3 separate regions of the Homo sapiens genome follow, and all the other regions are linked to region 3. Evidence: read pairs that join two places in POLR2A ChIA-PET (ENCODE). Cell type or tissue: HepG2. All regions are shown on one strand. Links, peaks and the distances in the headings refer to the core of each region. The heading gives the core; the rest is flanking DNA. Region 1 has its middle 72 kb from the start of DCP1A. Region 2 has its middle 67 kb from the start of CACNA1D. Region 3 has its middle 16 kb from the start of CACNA1D.

Evidence for each region. Peaks named below come from ENCODE experiments on the same cell type or tissue, not always from the same donor. Only the 100,000 strongest peaks of a DNase experiment are listed, where the experiment ranks them.
Region 1: POLR2A ChIA-PET joins it to region 3 with 5 read pairs; 2 of 35 experiments call an interaction of 5 or more read pairs at or near these places.
Region 2: POLR2A ChIA-PET joins it to region 3 with 5 read pairs; 2 of 35 experiments call an interaction of 5 or more read pairs at or near these places.

The regions. Positions count from the first base shown.
Region 1 is chr3:53,415,121-53,423,041 of GRCh38, forward strand. No RefSeq gene overlaps it. Among named protein-coding and RNA genes, the nearest start is that of DCP1A, 72 kb to the left of the region's middle. In HepG2, for the core only: no CTCF peak of the experiment used is centred there; no DNase peak of the experiment used is centred there.
Region 2 is chr3:53,424,031-53,431,951 of GRCh38, forward strand. No RefSeq gene overlaps it. Among named protein-coding and RNA genes, the nearest start is that of CACNA1D, 67 kb to the right of the region's middle. In HepG2, for the core only: a CTCF peak has its summit at 3,119 (motif pointing right); a DNase peak (open chromatin) is centred at 3,111.
Region 3 is chr3:53,474,400-53,482,320 of GRCh38, forward strand. It overlaps the pseudogene RPS25P4. Among named protein-coding and RNA genes, the nearest start is that of CACNA1D, 16 kb to the right of the region's middle. RefSeq lists a silencer at 4,423-4,717. In HepG2, for the core only: no CTCF peak of the experiment used is centred there; DNase peaks (open chromatin) are centred at 4,072 and 4,552; H3K4me3 peaks cover 948 bases.

The sequences.
Region 1 (7,921 bases), core at 2,812-7,811, 58 kb before region 3:
TCCATATAGGTAACCAGTTGTCTCAGTGCCGTTTCTAGTCCATCTTTCCCCTGTGTGGTATATAATGTTATTTTTGAGATATCTTACATTTCTTTTTCTTTTTCTCTTCTCTCCTCTTCTTCTCTCTTCTCTTTTTTCTTTTCTTTTCTTTCCTCTCTTTCTTTTCTTTTCTTTTCTGGCAGGGTCTGGCTCTGTTACCCAGGCTGAAGTGTGGTGGTGTGATCATCGCTCACTTCAGTCTCAACTTCCTGGGCTCAAGCAATCCTCCCACCTCAGCCTCCCGAGTATCTGGGATTACAGGCACCCACCACCACACCTGGCTAATTTTTGTATTTTTTCTAGGGACAGGGTTTCATCATGTTGCCCAGGCTGGTCTCAAACTCCTGGACTCAAGTGATCTGCCCGTCTTGGCCTCCCAAAGTGCTGGGATTACAGGCATGAGCCACCACGCCAGGCAGAGATACCTTATATTTCTACATATGCATGCTACTTCTTCAGATTGTCTTTATTCTCTTCCACTGGTCACTTTGTCTATCTGTGTGTCAGTAAACATTACCTTAATTACTACAACTTTCTAAGTCTTGGTATCTGGTGAGCAAGTCTACTCAACTTATTATTCTCTTTCAGGAGTATCTTGGCTATCCTTTGGCCTTTGCTCTTCCATATATATTTTATTTTATTTTATTTTATTAATTTATTTTTCGCGACAGAATCTTGCTCAGTCGCCCAGGCTGGAGTGCAGTGGTGCCATCTTGGCTCACTTCAACCTCCACCTCCCGAGTTCCAGTGATTCTTCTGCCTCAGCCTCCCGAGTAGCTGGGATTACAGGCGCATGCCACCACACCTGGCTAATTTTTGTATTTTTAGTAGAGATGGGGTTTCACATGTTGCCCAGGCTGGCCTCGAACTCCTGACCTCAAGTGATCTGCCCGCCTCGGCCCCCTAAAGCGCTGGGATTACAGATGTGAGCCACTGTGCCTGGCCCCTTCCATGTATATTTTAGAATCAGCTTGTCAAGTTCCTATTTATTGGGAACCTATCATGTATCCAGCGAAAGAAGAGAAGTTTTAGAATATAACATGGTCTTTGTTTATAATGCGCCTGTATTCAAATTGCAGAGAAGACTAATATATATGAAACAGTGAATAGAATAAGATATTTTGTAAAGTGCAGAAATGTGTGGAATATATTAGACAGGTAGGAGAAACCCACAGGGAAGCTGGAGAAAGAGGACTTTAAGGGATAAAGGGATTAGAGAAATCTCAAAGAGGGTGGTAAGCCTTGAAAGGTGAGATGAAGAGGGGAAGGAGAGGTACACTCAGAGGTGATTAAAATAAAACTTACCTGAGTATGAATGCATCCCAGTTTACAAAGTACTTTCACATATATTATCTCACTTGGTCCTCAAAGAATATGACTGGGTAAGACAGGTAGTAGTCCCACTTTAGGGGAAGTATAGGTAAAGTGGTTTGCCTGAGAATCCATTTTGTAAATGTTAGGCTGAGACTTCAAAGCAGATCTACTTCTGGTTCAGAATTCTTTACATTGCATCACTTTTTCTCTCCATATATGGGAATAGGTGCTGAAGGAAGCTAGGAGTCCTGGAACTGAGGTGTGTGTGATGCATGTGCCTTCTTCCTTAGGCAGAGCACGCCAGGAATTAGGAGAGGCCCCCTGACCAGAGACACTGAGTAATGCTTTTAGCATCCAGGCCCATTCAGCTAGGGGCCCTGAAGAGGAGATCACTGGGAGCAAATAAAATAAGAGCGGCAGATAACAATCACATGGCCTCAAAAAGATCTTGCACACTTCTTAGGAAATTAAATTTAATATAGAATCAGTTATGTTAATATGGTGGCTCTGTTGTAACGGGCTTGTTGTTTTTCCTTAAAAATAATACCACAAATTGTGTATTTCTATCAGGCAAAATTTGGGGTTGCTATCATTTGCTGGGAACTTTTATTTGGCACAACATTGTTTTGGGCACAGAGCTGGTCTTCCAATGCAAAATAGTGGAAGCTGGTAACATTTAAATGCATTTCCAGCAAGTTCCCTTTTCTTCATCTATCCCCAATCCATTAAGTGCTGAGTTCCATCTGGTATCCAGTGCCCCATTGATGATTCTCCCTCATTTCTAAGTAACACCACCGTCCAAGATTGAATGTCAACCAATCATGCCACAGGAAACTGATGTATGGTAAGTTATTCTGAAATCTTTCAGGAGTATCTTCATTCAAAAGCCCTGGCTTGGTGGTTCATGCCTGTAATCCCAGCACTTTGGGAGGCAGAGGCTGGCAGATCACCTGAGGTCAGGAGTTCGAGACCAGCCTGGCCAACATGGTGAAACCCAGTCTCTATTAAAAATGAAAAAAGATTATCTGGGCGTGGTGGTGCGTGCCTGTAGTCCCAGCTACTCAGGAGGCTGAGGTAGGAGAATCGCTTGAACCCGGGAGGCAGAGGTTGCAGTGAGCCGAGATTGCGTCACTGCACTCCAGCCTGGGTGACAGAGTGAGACTCCGTCTCAAAAAAAAAAAAAAAAAAAAGAGAAGATTAGTGGGATGAACCACAGCCTTTGTTGCTGCGGCTGCAGCTGGTTCTGGGGTTTTAAGTGACACTCATCGTCTTCCCCTACTCTTCCCCATCCAGACTCCCCTTACCTTCAGCCAACATCTTTGCCAGGGGGATGACCTAGCCACGCCCACAATCTTTGAGGAGTCTGAGCTTCGGTCAACCACGCCCTTCTCAGGCTATGGCTGCGGCACCTCTGCATTCACCACCGAAATAGAACAAGACAACACCAAGAGGTGCCTAAGTGAATCTCCTGGGTGTCCAAAGTTCCCCACCCCAACACTCCCTCTGCCAGCAACTGTAGCTTACAGTTCAGTGGGACTCTCACTGCATCCCCTAGAGTGAGCGTTCCCCTTTGGGAATCAGGACCTCTAACTGACAGAGCACAGAATTGCGGAGATGGGAAGTACAAATTCTCCTAGTGGGTCAGTGGAAGTGATGGTAAGTGGGGTCATTTTTGTCTAAATGAATTGTTACCTATGTTAGGTGGAAGGTAGCCAATGTGACTTGCCACCAAGTACTGCCATCACACTTGCCACCAAGTGGCCAGTGGGTCTACTTAAGGGATAAAACTATATTCTGCACTCAAAGTTGGTCTTTGTCACTGGCAGTGGCAGTAGCTAGATCAGCCTCAGTAAATGGGACCCTATGTTGTTCCCAGGTGTAACCAACATTGTTGTCATTATGGTACTCTGTTCATATGTACCCATGTGCCAGCACTGGAGTGACTGATGTCAACTGGCTGTCAACTGAACTATACCCTGAGACTTAGTTCCTCTTCCTGGTGGATGCTCTGTGGTGGGCATGAACATGCAACACAACTGTCTATATACTTTGTGTCCACTCCCATAAGTTATAGACTCAGATTTCTTGTCCCTGATATACCATTATTTCTCCTTCTTGTTCCCTGACAACCTGGCCAAGCCATTTTACACTGCCATGAATTGGTGTATATTCTAACCTCAGGTCATTTCTCTTTCCATATCACTATTTCAAATACCTCTGAGTCAGGTGGAAATAGAGTCCCTTTCTGATTTGCATTCATATCTTAAATTGACCCATCCAAAAACCAAGCTTGGCCCATTCATCAGTTCACCATAACATACTTCCCCTGTCCCCCATATGAAACCATAGAGCACAGGGACAGGTACTGGTGCAATGGTGTCGTATGACATGGGGGTCTGTTATACCTGCTCATGCAGCTTGCTTGTAACCTCTGGTCCTGCTTGTGCTCGTTCTTGGATGTACCACTTCTATCTTTCAGCAGATTGCTGCTGGGCCTGCCAACCTTATGATTTGGTGGGCCTTATAGGACCCAGTTCATGATGGGTTGTTCTAGATGCATGGTGTCCCATTATTGGGCACTCCATTTCCACCACACCAGGTGTGGATTTTTGAAAGGTGTATGCTTCTCTGCTGCAGATCATATGGGCTTGTTTCAGAACTCTAGGGTTTTTGTTGTTGTTGGTTTGTTGTTGTTGTTGGTTTTTGGGATAAGGTCTTGCTCCCTCACCCAGGTTGGAGTGCTGTGGCTCAATTATGGCTCACGGCAGCCTTGACCTCCCACTTCAGCCTCCCAAATAGCTGGGACTACAGGAGTGCACCACGTTGTCTGGCTAATTTTTGTATTTTTTGTAGAGACAGAGTTTTGCTATGTTGCCCAAGCTGGTCTGGAACTTCTGGGCTTCAGTGATCTGCCCGCCTCAACCTCTCAAAGTGTTAGGATTACAGGTGTGAACCACCATGCCTGGCGAACTTTAGGGTTTTCTAGTGTAATTTTCCCACTGGGGCTTTCAAGAAAATCCTCATGTCTTTTCTCAACATTGATACCGCTAATACCCTGGGGGCTGCTGTGATGTATGGACTAAGCGGAAGGGTCACTTCCATTGTGACCTGGACTCACTGCAGGGTCCTTTCCTGCTCTGAATCCCACTCAAAGCAGGCAGCTTTTCATGTAACTCAGTACATGGGTTAGAGCAGTGTTTCCTGGTGTGAAATATGCTGCCTTTAGAATCTGAAGAGGCCTATCAGGCACTGTGTTTCCTTCTTTTTAGTGGGATGCAATAATTTGTCCTTAACTTTGGAGGGGATTTCCTGGCATGCACCAGATCACTGATTTTATTGATGTGGAAGACCCCAACTGTTTGCAGGGTTTATTTCCCACTCTCTGGAAAGTATACTTGCCTCAACAAGTCCCTTAATGTGCTAGCTACTTGCTGTCCATCTAGATGGCATAGTCATCATCTATATAGAAAATCAGTATGATATTCTGTGGGATTTTCAGCCAGACCAGATCTCTCCAAAGAGTAGGAGAGTTACTATAGCTCTGGGACAAGACTATAAATGTATACTGTTGTTTCTTCTAAGTGAATGTAAACTGTACCTAATAATCTTTTCCAAAAGAGATAGAATACAATTATCAGATCATACCACATACCTGAGGCCATCCAGGTCTGTTCTACCAAAGATAGCATATCTGACACAGCAGCTGCAACTGTGGTTACTACTTGGTTAAATTTGCAGTAGCCTACTTTCATTGCCCAGAATTTGTCTCATTTTCTCCAGGCGCCAGACTGATGAATTAAATGAAGACATGTTGGAAACCACTATCTCTGCATCCTTTCAATCAGGATGCACTAATTTTTCCATTTCCCCTGAATGCAATATTGCTTTGCATTTCCTATCTTGGCTTGCTTGTAAGCCAAGGAGTTGGGGGCAGTTTCACAGGTTTTCACTTGGCCTTTCCACTATGAAACCTTTTACCCTATAGGCCAAGGTACCAGTGTGGTGGTTCCAAATACTAAGTATGTCCTTCCAGTTACACATTAGAGAATCAGAGAGATGACTACTTTATGGGTTGCAGACCTACTTGACATTTCTGTGACTAGGACTTGGGCCAGGACTCCAGTTTTTACCTAAACTCCATATGATCCACTGGGAGGACTTGGTGCTTATTTAGTACTCTGGGAATTAACGTCGACTTGGACCCTGTGTCCACTAGGGTCCTTTTATGCAGTCTCCTTTCCTTAGTGTATGGTTATGCAAATAAATAATAGTAGGCCCATTTGTGGAGGAAACATAGGGAAACACTACCATGTACACTTGCCATGGCGTTACAGGATCCTTCCATCTGGGAGTCTGGCATCTCCTTTAGGCAATTATTTGGGTCTAAAACCTGGCCCAGGTTCAGAAGTTGCTGCATTATCTTCAAGCAAGAGGGCAATACTAGCCCCCAGTTGGCAGGAGTGGGCCACTCCTGTGCAATCACAAGGTTCAGGGAAATATAGTCAACATTTTCAAGTGGGTCAACTCAAATGTCTCACAGCTAAGCTAACAAGAGGGCTTAGGCTTTAAACCCTGTGTCAATGAGTCATTGGATAAAGGCTGCCCTGGAAAGAGGCCATGACCTTGACATTTTCTTAGGGACAATGGCCCTCAACCTCCTCAGTATCCATCCTTGATTTATTTTGGTTTTACAATTTGAGTAATATCCTTGTTGGCATCCCACTTATTTTGTTTCTAGAGATCCTGTATTCTTTTTTTTCCTTCTTCTTCTTCTTTTTTTTTTTTTTTTTCCTGAGACAGGGTCTCACTCTGTTGCCCAGGCAAGAGTGCAGTGGTACAATCTTAGCTCACTGTAATCTTGAATTCCTGGGCTCAAATGATCCTCCCAAAGTGCTGGACTGTGTTCTATTAATCGTCTCCATAACTCTGTGTCTCAGCCCCCCTGGCTGCCCCTCCAACCTTGCCTCTCACTGTGATAATGACATCCATCTGCCATCTGACAGTTAAGCATTACCATAGGGTGCAGGAGGGAGGGTCCTGTCATCCTCATCGTAGTTGCTATCAATGAGTCCATTGGTATAATGGCATCTCTACCATCAGCCCTGGCCCGTAGAAGACAGCCACCATTAAACCTCTTCATAAAGCTGGTGTATGTTATTACTTTGGTAAGTGGTGTATCCTCTGATGTGTTTTCCGACCTTTTATAGTATCCACCTAGCACCCTACCTCCCATCTTTTTAATCCTTTCCTCCATCATTTGCCAGGAACACTTCTTGTATTTCTACTTCACGTAGCATGGCCCACTGTCTTTTCTGTTTCTAGGAGCCATCCTAGTAACGTGTTCACACCGCCTCCTGGGATTCTTGCCAGATTATATTATGGATCCCAGGAGAGCATTCCCAAAGCTATAAACTCTTCGTTATTCAACCTTACGTTTGCCCTCCTTGCTCCAGCACCCTGAGAATCCAGTCCGATGTGTCCTCTCCTCACTCCTGCTGCTACATGCTGGCCAGGCCCTGGGGTGTAGTCTCCTTCCTCCCTGGCAGGCTGCAAGTCAGGTCCTACTTTTCTCACTTCCCTACCAGGTTGCCTGGACTTAAGGAGCATTTAGTCTTTATTATTTGCTATTGCATCGCTTGATTATGTTGTGCCTCAAACCTCATTGTTGGCCTAGTGACCAGGAGGAAGATGAGGGCGAGCCATGGGGGCACATGTTATTTTCCTGGGAAGAAGCTTTTGCATCATCTTTGAGCAAGAGGGGAGTGCCAGCCCCTAATCAGCAGGAGTGGCCTGCTTCTTCATGATTAGAAGGTTCAGGGAAGTATAGAGATTCAACATTTTCAAGTGGATCAACCCAGATGTCTTCATCCCATGGGTAATGGTCCAGTTCTTTCCCAAGCAGGGCCCTGTCCTTGGCATAGCAAACCTACCTTGGTTGACAAACTCAACTGCTCTTAGGTCCTCAGCCTAACCCTTGGCTTTTTCTGTCCTATCATCACAGGTGATCAGAGCCTCTTCAAATGTTATGAAAGGGGCCATCTGGCTTTCACACTTAGCTTTTAATTGATGATTAATCACTATCAGCTTTCCATTATCTTTTTCCACAGTGTTGATTGTGTATTAGCAATAGCTACCCATTTTCATTGTTTTTATTGTTACTATTTTGCCTGTATTTCTCCAATGCATGATATGTCACGCCAGCCAATGCCTTCCTTTCCATCAGCATACCATCCCAATGGTAACCTTCCTAATGGTTCCATCCCAATGTGTCCCACCGTAGGTAAAAGTTTAAACTATTGCCCTGCTACCTTGGGCCACCTACCACCAGTGGTGGGATCCTCATTGCCAGCTGGGTGATCCCCTTTCAAAATTCTAACCTAGTGTCTGCTTTTCAGACTACTAGAATTGTCTAAGAGTCAGTTGAAGATCAGCATGCAGGAGATTTATTAGGAATTGCTCTTGGGATCAAAAACTGTGGAGGAGAAGGGAAGAAGTTGAGCTGTAATGCAGTCTCAGCGGAGGCCTCAGCTGACCCTATGGGGAGTTCAGAATCTGGGATAAGGTGGCC
Region 2 (7,921 bases), core at 560-5,559, 52 kb before region 3:
TTGGCATTCTCCTGCAGCAATAAGAGGTCCTGTCTATTTTTCTAGTTAGGTCCCAAATCACCAATGTGTCATTCAAGTCTACTGAATCCCACAAAACCAGGAGTCCCTCAGTGGTCTCCAAATCCCAGCACTCCTGACAGCATGTGTAAGGAACTGTGCAGGTTTTGGCACTTCTCATGTCTATTCATTAGAAATTGAGTAGATAAAGAGAATTGATAAAATGCAGTTTCAAAATTTACCTCATTCATCATTTTTAGTGTTTTAGATGATAGCGAGTACATTCCACTCAATCACTCCTCAACTCCTGGCAGGAGGTAATAAAGACACCTATTTGGGGCAGAGCGGGTAATGATAAAAATTCTATGCACCCAAAAGCACCTTGTTCATAGAACTATCACAGAGCCCAACTAAAATGCAGCCTCTGCTATATCAAGTTCACCAAGAAACAGACTTCTAGATAGGATAAAACATGAAGGGATTTCTTGAGGGAGGGAGCCGGAGAAGGCAAAGACCATGATGCAGGTCCGACATCTGTGCAGGGAGGAAGGGAAGGAAGCAGGATTGGGTAAGAAGAGTCTTGGACTGAAGCATGGCTCCAAAAGAGGTTCAGCCAGGTCAGTGGGAAGTCCTCAAGCCAGTTTCACATTGGAGGAGTCCTGTGTCTTGCTGGAATGAGCCTACCTTAATACCCCACTGTGCCTAATCATTGGCTGGACTATCAGTCAATTGCATGCCCCCCAGGAGGAGATCTGAGCTGTCCATTTTCATGGCCACCACTGTCCACTGTTCATCCCTTGCACTTCTCTACACAGGTTCAGGGAACAGCTTGTCCATAATTCCCATAAGCCTCTCTTTCTGAGGGGAAACTTAGAAGAGTTTAGTGGGATGAACTACAGGACTCATTGTTGCAGTTAGGTCAGTGTCACAACTGGTATTCATCGTCTCCCTCCTCCACTATCCATTCTAAATTTCCTTCATCTTCAGCCACCACCTTGGCAGGTTGTGCTAACTTACTGGTATTTTGACCCAAAGCTTCATCTCCAGGGATCTGAACCCTTGGCAATCATCCCCTCCCCCAGGTGTTGTTGCTATACACATCTGTTTATAGTTACAATGAAGCAAGGAAGTCCCAGGAGGCACTACCACATATCTCCCTCCAGGCCCCTGAGTAGATGGCCAGGCCTTTGGCTGCAGCTCAGGAATCTTTTTTTTTTTTTTTTGAGACGGAGTCTTGCTCTGTCGCCCAGGCTGGAGTGCAGTGGCGCAATCTCAGCTCACTGCAAACTCCGCCTCCCGGGTTCACGCCATTCTCCTGCCTCAGCCTCCCGAGTAGCTGGGACCACAGGCTCCTGCCACCACGCCCGGCTAATTTTTTTTGTATTTTTAGTAGAGACGGGGTTTCACCATGTTAGCCAGGATGGCCTCGATCTCCTGACCTCGTGATCCGCCCGTCTTGGCCTCCCAAAGTGCTGGGATTACAGGCGTGAGCCACCCCGCCTGGCCAGGAATCTTTAAATAGTCTCACTTCATGCCACATCTCCATCTGTGCAAAGTGGATGACCAAGTGTGATCCCCATAACTCTACCCATTGGGTAAATATTCCCTCTCCACTGTCTTTCAAGGCCAATTCTGAACGTGGCTGTAATGCAGCCACTGTCCGCTTGTGTAATTCAGCTGGTATCCACATACAGCTTGTGCCCAAGATTTAAAAAACTGATATATAATTCACATACCACACAGGTTTGTAGGCCAAACTTGGCCCTTTTCCTGCTCCTATAGTTGGTTGTGTAGCACCCCCCATATGGCCATAGGTGTAAGCTGGTAGAGAGGTACTGGTGCGCTGTGGTCAGTGATGTGGAGGCTGGGCTACCTGCTCATGCTAGCTCAATTGCAGATGTACCATTTCCATCTTATAATGATCTACTGCTGGGCCTGTCCCACTTTATAACTTGGCAGAGTCAACAGAATCCATCTCTGGATGAATAGTTGCAGATGTATGGTCACTTGATTACTCGAGGGTCAAGCATTCTGTCTATCAGGACCCAGTTAACATACCAGGAACTGTTTTTCTAAAGGCATAAAATTCTCCATTGCAGATGGCATGGCCTTGCTCCAGAATCCCAGGGGCCTGCATTGAGATTCTCACACTGGGGCTTGCCATAGTCTCCACAGTACATCTTTTTTTCCACCACTAACATCCCTAAGCCATAGGATCTGCTGGATTTCATGGCCCAAGTGGCACGACAGGTCCACTGGACCTGCTGGGTAGCCTTTTCCTGCTCTGGGTTCCATTCAAAGTTGCTGGCCTTCCATGTCACCTGGTATGGGCAGGAGGAGTATCCCTAGGTGTGGAATGTGTTGCCTCTAGAACCCAAGGAGGTCTATCAGGAACTGTGTTTCCTTCTTTGTGGTAGGGAATGCAAGATACAGCAATTTGTCTTTTACTTTGGAAAGGATATTCTGGCATGTCCCTGACCATTGGACCTTTAAAAGCTTCACTGAAGTGGCAGGTCTCTGAAGTTTCATAAGGATTATCTTCCACCCCTGCAGCACATGTATTTTACCATGACTCCAGCTTATTACCCAACTTTTGTGTAAATGACTATTGTTGTTGCTGTCATGTGAATGCAGAATGGAAAAGAATGCACTAGCCAAATCATTGGCCGCATATCCTATACATGAGGCCTTATTAGTCTGCTGCAGTATTCATTCTGTGTCCAGCATAGCAGCTATAGTTGGGGCTGCTACTTGATTGAGCTTGTGGTTCCATCCAGTTTCTGCAAGGGACAGATTGGTGAAATGAGTGGAAATATGATAAGTCTTGGCATCCTTTAGATCTTTAATGATGGCACTAATCTCCACCCCCCACCTCCAAGTGATATCAGGTTGTTGTTGTTGGGTTTTTTTGGTGTTTTTTTTTTTCACCATTGATCAGAAGGCAGTAATTTCATTTTTGATTTACTATCTCAGCTTGTAGGGGCTCAGTTTCAGAGTTCCTACTTGGCTATCACCACTATGATAGCTCTTACTCCACAAGCCAAGGACCCAGTGTGGGGCTTACGTCATTTACCAAGGACATCCATTCCAATTATACATGCAGTGGGGAAATGACCACTAGGTGGGCCCATGGACCGAGGCTCCCTGTGAACTGGACCATAACCAGGACTCAATTTATGGCCTCCACATAAGGTAATAATGGGAGACCTGTGATGAGGCTTTGGGTTTCTAGGTGTCCGTGTTAGCTCAGATTCTGTGTCTAATCGTTCTCAAAAAGTCTGGAAATTTCTCTATTTTTTTCTATATAATCACATGAGTAAATGGTTCTAGATCCTTGGAAGAAGAACTGGGGGAATCATTATAGTATAACTTGCTGTGTTGTTAAGGGACTTGGCCACCTCACCTCCTTTGGGCAGTGGGTTCCAGATCTAAAAGTTGCCTTGGGCTGGGAACAGAGTGAGGGAAAGGGAAAGCAAGTTTTTGGTTTGTTTGTTTGTTTGTTTGTTTGTGATCACCCTCAAGCTCCATTCTTCCTTTTAGTGTGTGCGTGTGTGTGTGTGTATGTGTTGCTTGTAGATGTTAAGTAGCACCCTTGATGGCTGTCCATCTGTTTTGCCCCAGGAACATTATAGGCTCTATTCACCATCTCTAAACTCTGTGTGTTAAGTCCCTTTCCCTGCCACAAGCCTCTATGTCTTTGGGCCCCATAGTATACATGAATATTAAGGAGCCCAGCTCTGATTGCCTTTCCAATCATGAACGCTGGCCTGCAGAGAAGAACCATCACTAAACTTGTTGGTGGTGCCAGATAGATGGGGAGTCCTCAAGCTAAAGTTGCCTGTTGGAGGACTCTCTGTCTTGCTAGAATAAGCCTGCATTAGTACCCCTGCTGTGGCCAGCCGTTGGTTGAGAGCAGCCCGTGGAAGCCTGGCACAAATGTGGTGGCAAATCCAGAGGAGTAGCAGCTGGAGCCATCAGTCAGTGATTCCCCTGCAGCAGGGGGCCTAAGCAGTGTGTTTTCACGGCTGCTACACATCCTCTCTCAGGTAAGAGTCCAGGAGTGGAGAAGGCCTCTAGCTCACAATGTGGTAACGGGAAGGAATGACTGTACCAAAGACAGGTAGGCATAGTTTCTGGGGTTTCTTTCCCTAAATTATCTTTGGAAACTTCACTTTCACTTATTTTTTGATGTGCCCAACATTAAAAAAATTGAGATATAATTCACAAACCATAAAATTTTCATATTTTAAGTGTATGACCCAGTGGTTTTTTAGTATAGTCACAAAGTTGTACAAACATCACCACTATCTAATTTCAGAACATTTTTATATCCGCAAAAGAAATCCTGTACCCATTAGCGGTGACCCTCTGTTCCTCCACCTGCATTTCTGGTGACCAGTAATCGACTTTCAGTCTCTATGGATTTGCCCATTATGGACATTTTATGTAAATGGAATCATACGATATATGGCTTTTTATGTCTGGCTTCTTTCTTTTTTCTTTTTTTTGAGACACAGTCTTTCTCTGTCACCTAGGCTGGAGTACAGTGGTAAGATCTTAGCACACTGCAACCTCTGCCTCTTGGGTTCAAGCAATTTTCCTGCCTCTGCCTCCCAAGTAGCTGGGATTACAGGCGCCCACCATCACACCTGGCTAATTTTTTGTATTTTTAGTAGAGATGGGGTTTCACCATGTTGGCCAGGCTGGTCTTGAACTTCTGACCTCAAGTGATCCATCCACCTCAGCCTCCCAAAGTGCTGGGATTACAGACGTGAGCCTCTGCGCATGACTGGCTTCTCTCATTGAGCATAATGTTTTCAAGGTTCATCCATGGTAGCATGTATCAGTACTTCATTCCTTTCGGGGTTGAATAATATTCCATTGTGTGAATATACCATATTTGGTTTATCTGTTCATCAGCTGATGGATATTTGGGCTGTTTTCACTTCTTGGCTATTATAAATAATGCTTTTCTGAACATCTGTGTATAAGTTTTTCATATGTTTATGTATATTTTCACTTCTCTAGGGTATAAGATTAGACCACTGGGTCATATGGTCACTCTATGTTTAATTGTTTGTGGAACTGCTAAACTGTTTGCCAAAGCATGTACCCAGCATTCTTTTTTACTTATTACTTTTTTAGAGATGAGGTCTTACTATATTGTCCAGGCTGATCTCAAACTTCTGGGCTCAAGTAATCCTCCTGTGTTGGCCCAACATTTTTTATAGGCATTTTGGGAGACACAAAAGTGAAGCTAATCCCTCACCCCAAAGAGCATACAAGTTAGAGTAGACGGGAGATGAAATTAACATGTATACATTTGAAATATAAGCATAGTACAGCTAATAATGAAGGGCTAATCTGTGTATCTCCAAATTAAAAGTACATCTACACTCATATGCTCTGAGAGCTAGAAGGGAAGAGAAGAGGAGGGAATGACAAATATGCAGTAGTTAGGGGTGTGCCCTCAAAACCTCCATTTCCACGATCTTCTTCAACAAGACCAGGATGGGACCACTCAGGACAAGGGAAGAGCAACTGCTTGAGATTCTGGAAAGCCTGCCCAGTGGCAGGGAGGGGATGTTCTCTGACTGCTTTGTTTTACATGATATTTTTAGATAAAAATCTGATATGGTAGGCTAACCATCTGTAGAACCTATGTTTTAGATGTTTCTTCCAAAAGTGAACTTAAACATGAGTTAGAGCTACTTCTATTCTCTGAACTGGTGTCCTTGTGATAGATGGTACAAATTTGCTGACTAATTTGTTGAAGTTACAGTTAAAATATGTGACCAGGAGCAGACAGAAAGCAATGACTCTATAGAGGAAATGGACAATGAACTGTGCGTTCTAAGCTATAGGAAGAATATCTTGGAGTATCTTCTATTTTATGCCAAAATGACATTGTTGCATTAGTATTCTGCCTCTCTTCTTCCTTCAGTGGGCTTCTTAATGGATGGAGTCAAATAGTTTTCATTTTCTACCCATTTATCTTTCAGAGACCATATAAATGATAGGATAGACATTATTCCCACTGACTTATTCTGAAATACTTCTTAAATAAAACTAGCATCACCTTTTGTCCATGTCATTTTGATATTTGCAGGTGACTTGTTACTCTGGAAATTCCATAACTTCTCCTCTCAGTATCCAGACCTCATTGCCCTTCAGTCATCACTGATAACTGTGGAAGACTGCTCACCATACACTCTCACCTGACAATGCTCACCCAATCTGTCCTTCGCAAGGAGATTTGTTCTGGGCTCTACACACCCTCTTTTCTGAGCTTCCTCACCTTCTTGCAAGGCTGACATTAATTCTGAATTTTAAGCAAGAAAATACGGGGAGTGAGGGAGAAGAAGCCTTTTCTGTTTGTGCACTAAAAAGCATGTTCTGTTTCCCTCTTTGAAGGAGGAGGGACTTGATAATGGACTGGTTCCCTCCACTTGTTAAAATTCTCATCTTTTAGTATAGAAAAAAACCAAATTGCATGGTAAAGCTGTCTTTATTTTCTCCATGACTAAACACTGCATTTCTCAGCACTTAACAAGTCATTGTTCTGAAAAATTGGTTTCAGATCAGACCCTGCTTCCTAATGAGGCAGTGACTTAGTTCGTAATACTTTTTTTTTTTTTCTGGACTCTAAACAGTAGCAGGCAGGAAAAAGGGAACAAAAGATGGATGGGAAATAAAATTGCACCATTGCCCCTTTCCAGTGGGGTCTGTCTGTGAGTAATAAAGCGTTGATCGAAGAGCCGGGTCTTTGATTGGAATTCTATGAATCAGCAAGTACTAATTAAACAGCTACTGCATGACCAGCTTTGGGCATTGTTGGTTGAGGGCCCAAGGAAAAGGAGGGTTGCTGCAATCTAATTTGGGAGGCAAGATTTTAATCTTGCTATTTCTGGGCTTCCTGTCTCTATCACATCAAGTCTGAATCTTTCCTTTTTCTTGGAGGATCTTCCAAAAGCTGTGATTCACCTGCTCTTACAACTTTACTTGCCATTTTATTCCCCAAAAGGAACTCTTCTTAAATCTGTCTGGTCTCATGCGCCATTTTCATTGGCTTCATTCACTGCTTTCCCATCTCCCTTATTCCAAACCCAAAACTTCCACCTTTCAGAGTCTAATTCAAGTTCCATTTTTTTTGAAGTTTCTCAATTGCTGTAGAATTTACTGATCATTTTACTTGATTTCTTCAACTTTAGAGCACAAATCTATGTTAAATAATTTGATTCTTGCTTATAAATTATTCTGTATTTTTCACTAACTTCAAGTGTTCCATGAAATTTTCCTTCAGAGTTGAGAAATATATTGTTTCTCTCAGAGTACTTTTTAAGCATCCTTCCATCAAATCAACAATATGTATTAAGTGCTTATTTTGCACCAGCACAGTTCCAAGGCACTGGAGAGATACAACAAGATGAGACAAAGCTCCTGCCCACATGGAATTATACTCTAGAGAGAGAGGCAGACAATAAACAGACCAAACAAATAGATGATCTAATACCAGAGACTGGTAAGTGATGAGCACAGTCTTGAATACATGTACATTCTTATCTTAAGAAATCACTGTTTGGAGAACAAGTGCAGACTAATTAGAGAATAATATAATTAACAACCTCGTGCAAATTATTTGTGCACTTTACAGTTGATCTATGGTATCATCTCGGGTGCTTAACTTTGCGATGCTTCAGTTTCTTCATTTCTAAATTGTCTATCATGTTACTGGTTCCCCAAACCATCAACCCAGCTACTGGGAAGCTGCACCACATCATGGCTATAGGCAGTGCTGCTTCTTGAAGAGAATCTTCATGCTCATGTTCCCTGATGCATAAGTACAGAATCACATCAAAAACAATATTACCCCCTCCCACACTCCAACGATCACACTTAGTTACTTGCATAATTTTCTGGTCTT
Region 3 (7,921 bases), core at 1,991-6,990:
GTTTCTTGATTTCTGCTTTATATTTATGATTTCTCTCCGTTCACAGATTTTGGGTTTAATTTGCTCTTCTTTTTTTAACTTCTTAAAATAGAAACTTAAAATAATTGATTTTAAATCTTTCTTCTTTCCTAATATAAGCAATAGACACTAAAAATTTCCCTCTAGGCACTGCAGTGCTGCATCCCATAAAATTTGATATGTTTTAATTTCATTCAGTTCAAAAATATTTTCTAATTTCCCTGTGATTTCTTTTTTTTATTTAATAAAGTTTTGTTTTTCCAAATGTACAGTCAGTTGGACCTGTTCATGCATCTTCACCAGCAGTTGTGGCATCTCCACTTTTGGTATTTCTGGTGTAAATGACTCGAGCTCTGTGTTTTGAAACCAGTTTGATAAGTCCTTTGCCAAGGAGCTCCTGTAGGGCTGCCCTGGCCAGGGAGCCTCGAATCTCCAATCTCTGAGAGACCACAGCTGGGGTTATAAACCTATAGCTGGAAACTTCCTTACAGAGTTTGTCATACAAAGCTTCCTTACAGTAGCATTGTCAAACAAGACTTGGTTATTGAGCTTATCCCAAATTTTGCCTTTGGACCACTCCTTTTTGGCTTTGCCCCTGGATTTGTTCACTGGGTTTTTGTCTTTTTTGGCCAACTTCCCGGGGTCTTTCCTCTTGTTGTCCTCGGATGGCATTGTGAAGCTTGCAGAGCAGCGGCAATCGCTGCAGCCTTGCTGAGATGTCAGACGAAAAGTGATTTCTTTGATGCACAGGTTATTTGAAAATGTGTTGTTTAATTTTCAAATATTTGGGGGGCTGTAATAGATATCTTTTTGTTATTGATTTCTAATTTAATTTCAGCGTGGTTAGAAAACAATGTATATTCTGTGGTTGTTGAGTTTAGTGTTCTATTTTATTTATTTATTTGTTCTAGTTTTTTTAGAGACAGTCTTGCTCTGTCACTCAGGCTGGAGTGCAGTGGTGTGCTCAGCCTCCCAAATAGATGGGACTACAGGTATGTTCCACTATGCCCAGCTAATTTTTTAATAGAGATGGGGTCTTGATATGTTGCCCATGCTGGTCTCCAGCTCCTGGCCTTAAGTGATCCTCCTACCTTGGCCTCTGAAAACTCTGGGATTATAGGCATGAGCCACCACATCTGGCCTAGTGTTCTATAAATGTCAATTAGGTTAAGGTGATTGATAGCATTGTTGAGATATTCTACATCATTTTTGATTTTTAATAATCTAGTTGTTTTGTCAATTACTGAGAGAGGGGTGTTAACATCTCTAACTATGATTGTGGATTTGTTTATTTCTCCCTTTAGCTCTTTCAGTTTTTGCTTTATGCATTTTGAAGCTGTTATTAAACACACATTTATAATTGCTATGCCTTTTGATGAAATGACCCTTTTATCATTACGAAATATTGTTCTTTATTTTTGGTAATCTTTCTTATCCTGAAGTCTATTTTGACTGATATTAATCTAGCCATTCCATATTTCCTATGATTAGTGCTTGCATGATATTTCTTTTAAAATTTTTAAGTTTTAAACCTATATGTGTCTTTGTATTTAATGTATCTCTTGTAGATAACATATAGTTGGATCATAACTTTTATCTACTATAAACAATCTATTTCTTTTTCTTATAGCATTTAGTCAATCTACATTTAAGATAATTATTGATATGGTTGGATTTAGTTCTCTCACTTTTATTTGTTTTCTATTTTTCTGATATGACTTGTTTCTTGGTTCCACTTTTCTTGCCTTTTTTGGGAATTAATATGGTTTAGTATTTCATTTTAATTTTTAGCTATAGCTCTTTGCATATTTTTAGTGGTTACTTTTGGGGTTAAAATAATTTTTTTTAATATTTTAAGTTCTAGGGTACATGTGCAGAACGTGCAGGTTTGTTACATAGGTATACACATGCCATGTTGGTTTGCTGCACCCATCAACCTGTCATCTACATTAGGTATTTCTCCTAATGCTATCCCTCCCTGAGCCCCCCACTCCCTGGCAGGCCCCGGTATGTGATCCCCTTCCCCCTGTGTCCATGTGTTCTCATTGTTCAACTCCCACTTATGAGTGAGAACATGCGGTGTTTGGTTTTCTGTTCCTGTGTTAGTTTGCTGAGAATGATGGTTTCCAGCTCCATCCATGTCCCTGCAAAGGACATCCTTTTTTATGGCTGCATAGTATTCCATGGTGTATATGTGCCACATTTTCTTTATCCAGTTTATCATTGATGGGGATTTGGGTTGGTTCCAAGTCTTTATGTTCTATTATGAACAGTGCTGCAATAAACATGTGTGCATGTGTATTTGTAGTAGAATAATTTATAATCCTTTGGATATATACCCGGTAATGGGATTGCTGGGTCAAATGGTATTTCTAGTTCTAGATCCTTGAGGAATCACCACACTGTCTTCCACAATGGTTGAACTAATTTTCACTCCCACCAACAGTGTAAAAGCATTCGTATTTCTCCACATCCTCTCCAGCACCTGTTGCTTCCTGACTTTTTAATGATCGCCATTGTAACTGGCCGTGAGATGGTATCTCATTGTGGTTTTGATTTGCATTTCTCTAATGACCAGTGATGATGAGCTTTTTTCCATATGTTTGTTGGCTGCATAAATGTCTTCTTTTGAGAAGTGTCTGTTCATATCCTTCACCCACTTTTTGATGGGGTTGTTTGTTTTTGTCTTTTAAATTTGTTTAAGTTCTTTATAGATTCTGGATGTTAGCCCTTTGTCAGATGGGTAGATTGCAAAAATTTTCTCCCATTCTGTAGGTTACCTGTTTACTCTGATGACAGTTTCTTTTGCTGTGCAGAAGCTCTTGAGTTTGATTAGATCCCATTTGTCAATTTTGGCTTTTGTTGCCATTGCTTTTGTTGTTTTAGTCATGAAGTCTTTGCCCATGCCTATGTCCTGAATGGTATTGTCTAGGTTTTCTTCTAGGGTTTTTATGGTTTTAGGTCTTATGTTTAAGTCTTTAATCCATCTTGAGTTAATTTTTTTATAAGGTGTAAGGAAGGGGTCCAGTGTCAGCTTTCTGCATATGGCTAGCCAGTTTTCCCAACACCATTTATTAAATAGGGAATCCTTTTTATTGCCCTCTATATTGCTTGGGGAAATGCCCTCTATATTTTTTTTAGTGATTTGTAGATTCTACTGAAAGAAAAATGAAAACTTGTTCACAGGCAGTGTTGAAAGGATAGCTTTCAACTTTTTAAAGGGTTGAAAATTTAAACTACTCTCCATAGTTTCCGGAAAACATCCTCAAGCCTTTACAATTGAGGGTGAGGGCTGTGGCAGCTTTAAAGTTCAAGAGAAGGAAAATACGTTAATTTTCAAAGTTTTCTCCTATTTCAGATCTTTCTGAGGAAAATAATGTGAGGCCAGGTGTGGTGGCTTATACCTGTAATCCTAATACTTTGGGAGGCCCAGGCAGGAGGACCACTTGAGGCCAGGAGTCCAAGACCAGCCTGGGCAATATAAGGAGACCCTGTCTCTACAAAAAAAAAAACACACACAAAAAATACTGGGAGTGGTAGTGTGTGGCTGGAGTCCTAGCTACATGGGAGGCTGAGGTGGGAGGATCACTTGAGCCTGGGAGTTTGAGGTTGCAGTGAGCTATGATTTTGCCACTGCACTCCAGCCTGGGCAACAGAATGAGACCCTGTCTCAAAAAAAAAAAAAAAAAAAAAAAAAAGAAAAGAAAAGAAAAAAGAAAAATAATGGGAAAGAATCCCTTCACATATCCAGTGGCAGATCTGACCTGCCAGAGCCCTGTTCATCTTGACAATGAGTCAGGTGATCTGGGTTCATGGCCACACTGCATGACGTCTGTTCAGAGCAGCACCCAGGGGTTCTCTTCCTTAGCCAGTAGCTTTCTCAGCTTTCTCATGGACCTAGGAACTCCCCAGTGCCTAGATGCAGTGGAGCACATAGATAGCCTTGTGTTGTCTGGAAATGTCTGTGTTTCTGTGTAGTCTCTGCCAGTCCAATCCCAGGATGGAGGGTGGATGTGGGAACCTCTGTTTTTTAATTAGCCTTTAGGGCATAGTCTGCTCTCCACACACTTGTCAGAACAAAGGGATCTTTTTTCTTCAGGGAATAGCATTAAGAAGCAGGAGGTGGAGTAGTATACTTGTCCTGTTTGAAATGGCTTTTATCTGCTGTTGCATCAGTGATCTTTGACAGCTGATCTGCAGTTCTGGCTTAACCATTTACTAGTTGCATAACCTTGGCAAACTCACATCCCAGCATAATGAATCTAGTTTACTCCTTTATGAACTGGAAGTGTTAATATTTTCCCTGACCTACCTCAGAGGCTTAAAGGGTTGCATGGAGATGAAAACCCATTATAAAAATAAATTATTACTATGAAGGGTTAGAGAAGTTTGTCTTAAGAAGAAGGGTAATTTTAAAAAAGAAGTCTTTGTTGCCCCCTGAGTGAGCACAGTTCTTGGGGTAGAAACGGGATATAGGACAATCTGGCACTGAGTCTGCTGAAGGCTGTCCTGCCACTGCTACATCTTGCCCTTCTCTCCTAACCTCACTGCCCCAGGGGTGGAGACAGTCATGACACTGGGCAGGCCAGCCCTCCTCTGTGCTGCTGGCCACCTATGCGGCACAGTCTTGTCAGAGAGCTGACAATCAGCTCCCTGCTGCTTTCTCATCTTTTAAAGTCCAATTAAACATCTCTGGCCACAGCATGATAATTGTCTGGGCTCCACACAGTGGAACGTGACCTGAGGTGGCATTAGGAGACCAGAAAAGAAAGAAAAGCCCTTTTATCTTGGAAAGATCATGTCCCCAGTTCCTTAAAGTGTAGAATCATTGTTCACATTGAGCAATTGCCCAGCTCAATTCCAAACGTCAAGATATCAAAAGGCATGCAGGAGATTTAACCGTGTCCACATGGACTCATGTGCCCAAGAAGCAATCTGGTGGCTTAAGAATTAGCAATGGCATAAGGTATGTGTGAGAAACAGTGAGTCTGAGTGGAAAGTTCCAGCAGGGAGGGATGCTGGAAGGCTAGGTTAGGGCCAGATTGCAGAGGACCTTGATGCCAGGGGTAAAAAGGTGAACTTTGCTTCAGCAGGATAATCAGGAGTCTTACATGGGATTGTAGGGCCTGGTCTCTGGTGGAAGGCAAGAAGATTCTGCTATGGACAGGGTGTCCTGCCTTGTAGATTGCCCTCTTATAACATCTTGCCATTAAATGTTTCCTGAGGTTTATATCCAGCCCTACTAATCATAGTGCATCAGCACATTGTCTGCTTGATGCAGTGGTGGCTCCCCTTAAACATTTAGGAAGTTGCTACATCTGGAAGGATAAAAAACTCAGAAATATGGCCTGGCACGGTAGCTCATGCCTGTAATCCTAGCACTTTGGGAGGCAGAGGTGGGCAGATTGCCTGAGCTCAGGAGTTCGAGACCAGCCTAGGCAACATGGCGAAACCCCGTCTCTACTAAAAATACAAAAAATTAGCTGGGCATGGTGGTGTGCACCTGTAATCCCAGCTACTCGGGAGGCTGAGGCACGAGAATTGCTTAACTCGGAGGCAGAGGTTGCAGTGAGCTGAATTCATGCCACTGCACTCCAGCCTAGGTGACAGAGCGAGACTCTGTCTCAAAAGAAAACAAAACCAAACAAAACAAAAACTGAGAAATATGGACTTTGGTCCTGAACCTGCTATTGATTAATTGGGTATCTGAGGAAGCTCTTTCTCTTGTCAGGGCTTCAGCTTCTACCAGAAAAATCTAGGGAGAGAGGGATGGTGAGACCAAGTGATCTCTTAAGTTTCTCTTCACTTGAATGTTCTTAGGAATAGCTTCAGTTGCTGACATGTCTGCAATTTGTTTATTACGATTTGCCTCCCATGTCCCTAGGATCATTCTGCTGGACCAAGTTTCTGAGGAGCTTTTTATTTTATTTTATTTTATTTTATTTTATTTTATTTTTTAGAAAGGGAAAATGACTTGCTAGCAGTTACAAGATGTGCCCAGTTTCCCTATCTCTTTTGGTCCAGTTTTCTTTCTGCTGTCAGCTGCAGAGCTTAGTACATGATGGGAGGATCACTGTACTTTCTATAGCGCTGGGAGATTAGAGGAAAAAGGGATTAATAAACCATGGAGTGGTTGGGGAAGACTAAATGGTAGATAAAGGCTTGGGCCCTTTGGGTCCTGATGGAGGGGTGAGGATGCAGAGAATTCTCACCAGGCAGAGAGAAGGGAGTCAGGCATTCCAAGTAAACCAGGATGGAGAGGAAGGGTCTGTGTCTGGATGTGTCAGGAGCTGGCCTGGTGAGAGAAGGAAGCACCAGGAAATGAGGCCAGGGCCTTAAAACCAGGCAGAATGGGAGATTAGACTTGATGCTCTAGGACCCTGATACCCAAAGTGTGGCGTGGGAACTAGAAACATCAACATCACCTGGGAGCATGTTAGAAATGCAGAATCTTAGCCGGACGCGGTGGCTCACGCCTGTAATCCCAGCACTTTGGGAGGCCGAGGCAGGTGTATCACTTGAGGTCAGGAGTTCAAGGCCAGACTGGCCAACATGATGAAACCCCACTTCTACTAAAAGTACAAAAATTAGCCAGGTGTGGTGGCACACACCTGTAATCCCAGCTGCTCGGGAGGCTGAGGCAGGAGAATCGCTTGAATCTGGGAGGCGAAGGTTGCAGTGAGCCGAGATCGCACCACTGCATTCCAGCCTGAGGGACAGAGCAAGACCCTGTCTCAAAAATAAAAAATAAAAACAAACAAAAAAGAAATGCTGGGCCGGGTGCGGTGCCTCACGCCTGTAATCCCAGCACTTTGGGAGGCCGAGGTGAGTGGATCACGAGGTCAGGAGATCGAGACCATCCTGGCTAACACGGCGAAACCCTGTCTCTACTAAAAAAAATTACAAAAAATTAGCTGGGCGTGGTGGCGGGCGCCTGTAGTCCCAGCTACTCAGGAGGCTGAGGCAGGAGAATGGCGTGAACCCCGCAGGCAGAGCTTGCAGTGAGCCGAGATCACGCCACTGCACTCCAGCCTGGGTGACAGAGCGAGACTCCGTCTAAAAACAAACAAACAAAAAGAAATGCTGAATCTCAGGCCCAGCTCAGCCCTGCTGAATCCACATCTGCATTTTAACAAGATCCAAAGGTGACTTCATACCCCTTGAAGTCTGAAAAGTGCTATAGTTCAGGACATTTGTTCTCAGTGGTACTGATCACTGGGCCCCACCCCAGGCCCCCTGAATCAGAATTTTCTAGGGATGGGGCTTGGGCACTGGAAGTTTTAAGAAGCTCTAACCTGTAGCCAGGGCTGAGAACTACTGTTCTCATGGTTATAAAGCAAGAATGACAATGTCGGTTCACAGAAGAACATTTAATAAAGATCAGATAGGCAGCAGTATGAAGAGTGTACTCAGGAAACAGAAATTAATAGCAACGAACCAAATGTGCATAGTGAAGAAGACAGCTCCATCATGTTGAGTCCTGAGAGTTGAGAAAATGGCTGTGCTAGAAGTTGCTATGGGGAGCTGGTTTGTAGAGGATAATGAGAAGTGAATTTGGTTTTAGACATTTTCACTGAAATTTGATGGTGGCAACATCTACCAGGAATTAGTTGATGTGGCACTGAGCTTTGGTTAAAGGGCAGGACTGGAAATTTGAACTTGTAATTTATTATCACCAAGGTGGAAGCTGGAGTCATATAAATGGTACAAGACAACCGGATAACAGAATAAAGGCTTTTGTTGTGTATAAATTAGAATCGTAGGCTTGGAAGGAATTTTAGATAACTTTAGGCTAAATGTCTATGCATGAACCAAGTGTACTGGCCTTAGTGATAGAGCAAGGGATGTCTTTTCACCTTGGCCATAGCAATCCTCTGCTTAGAGTCTGTGAAGGACCATGGCC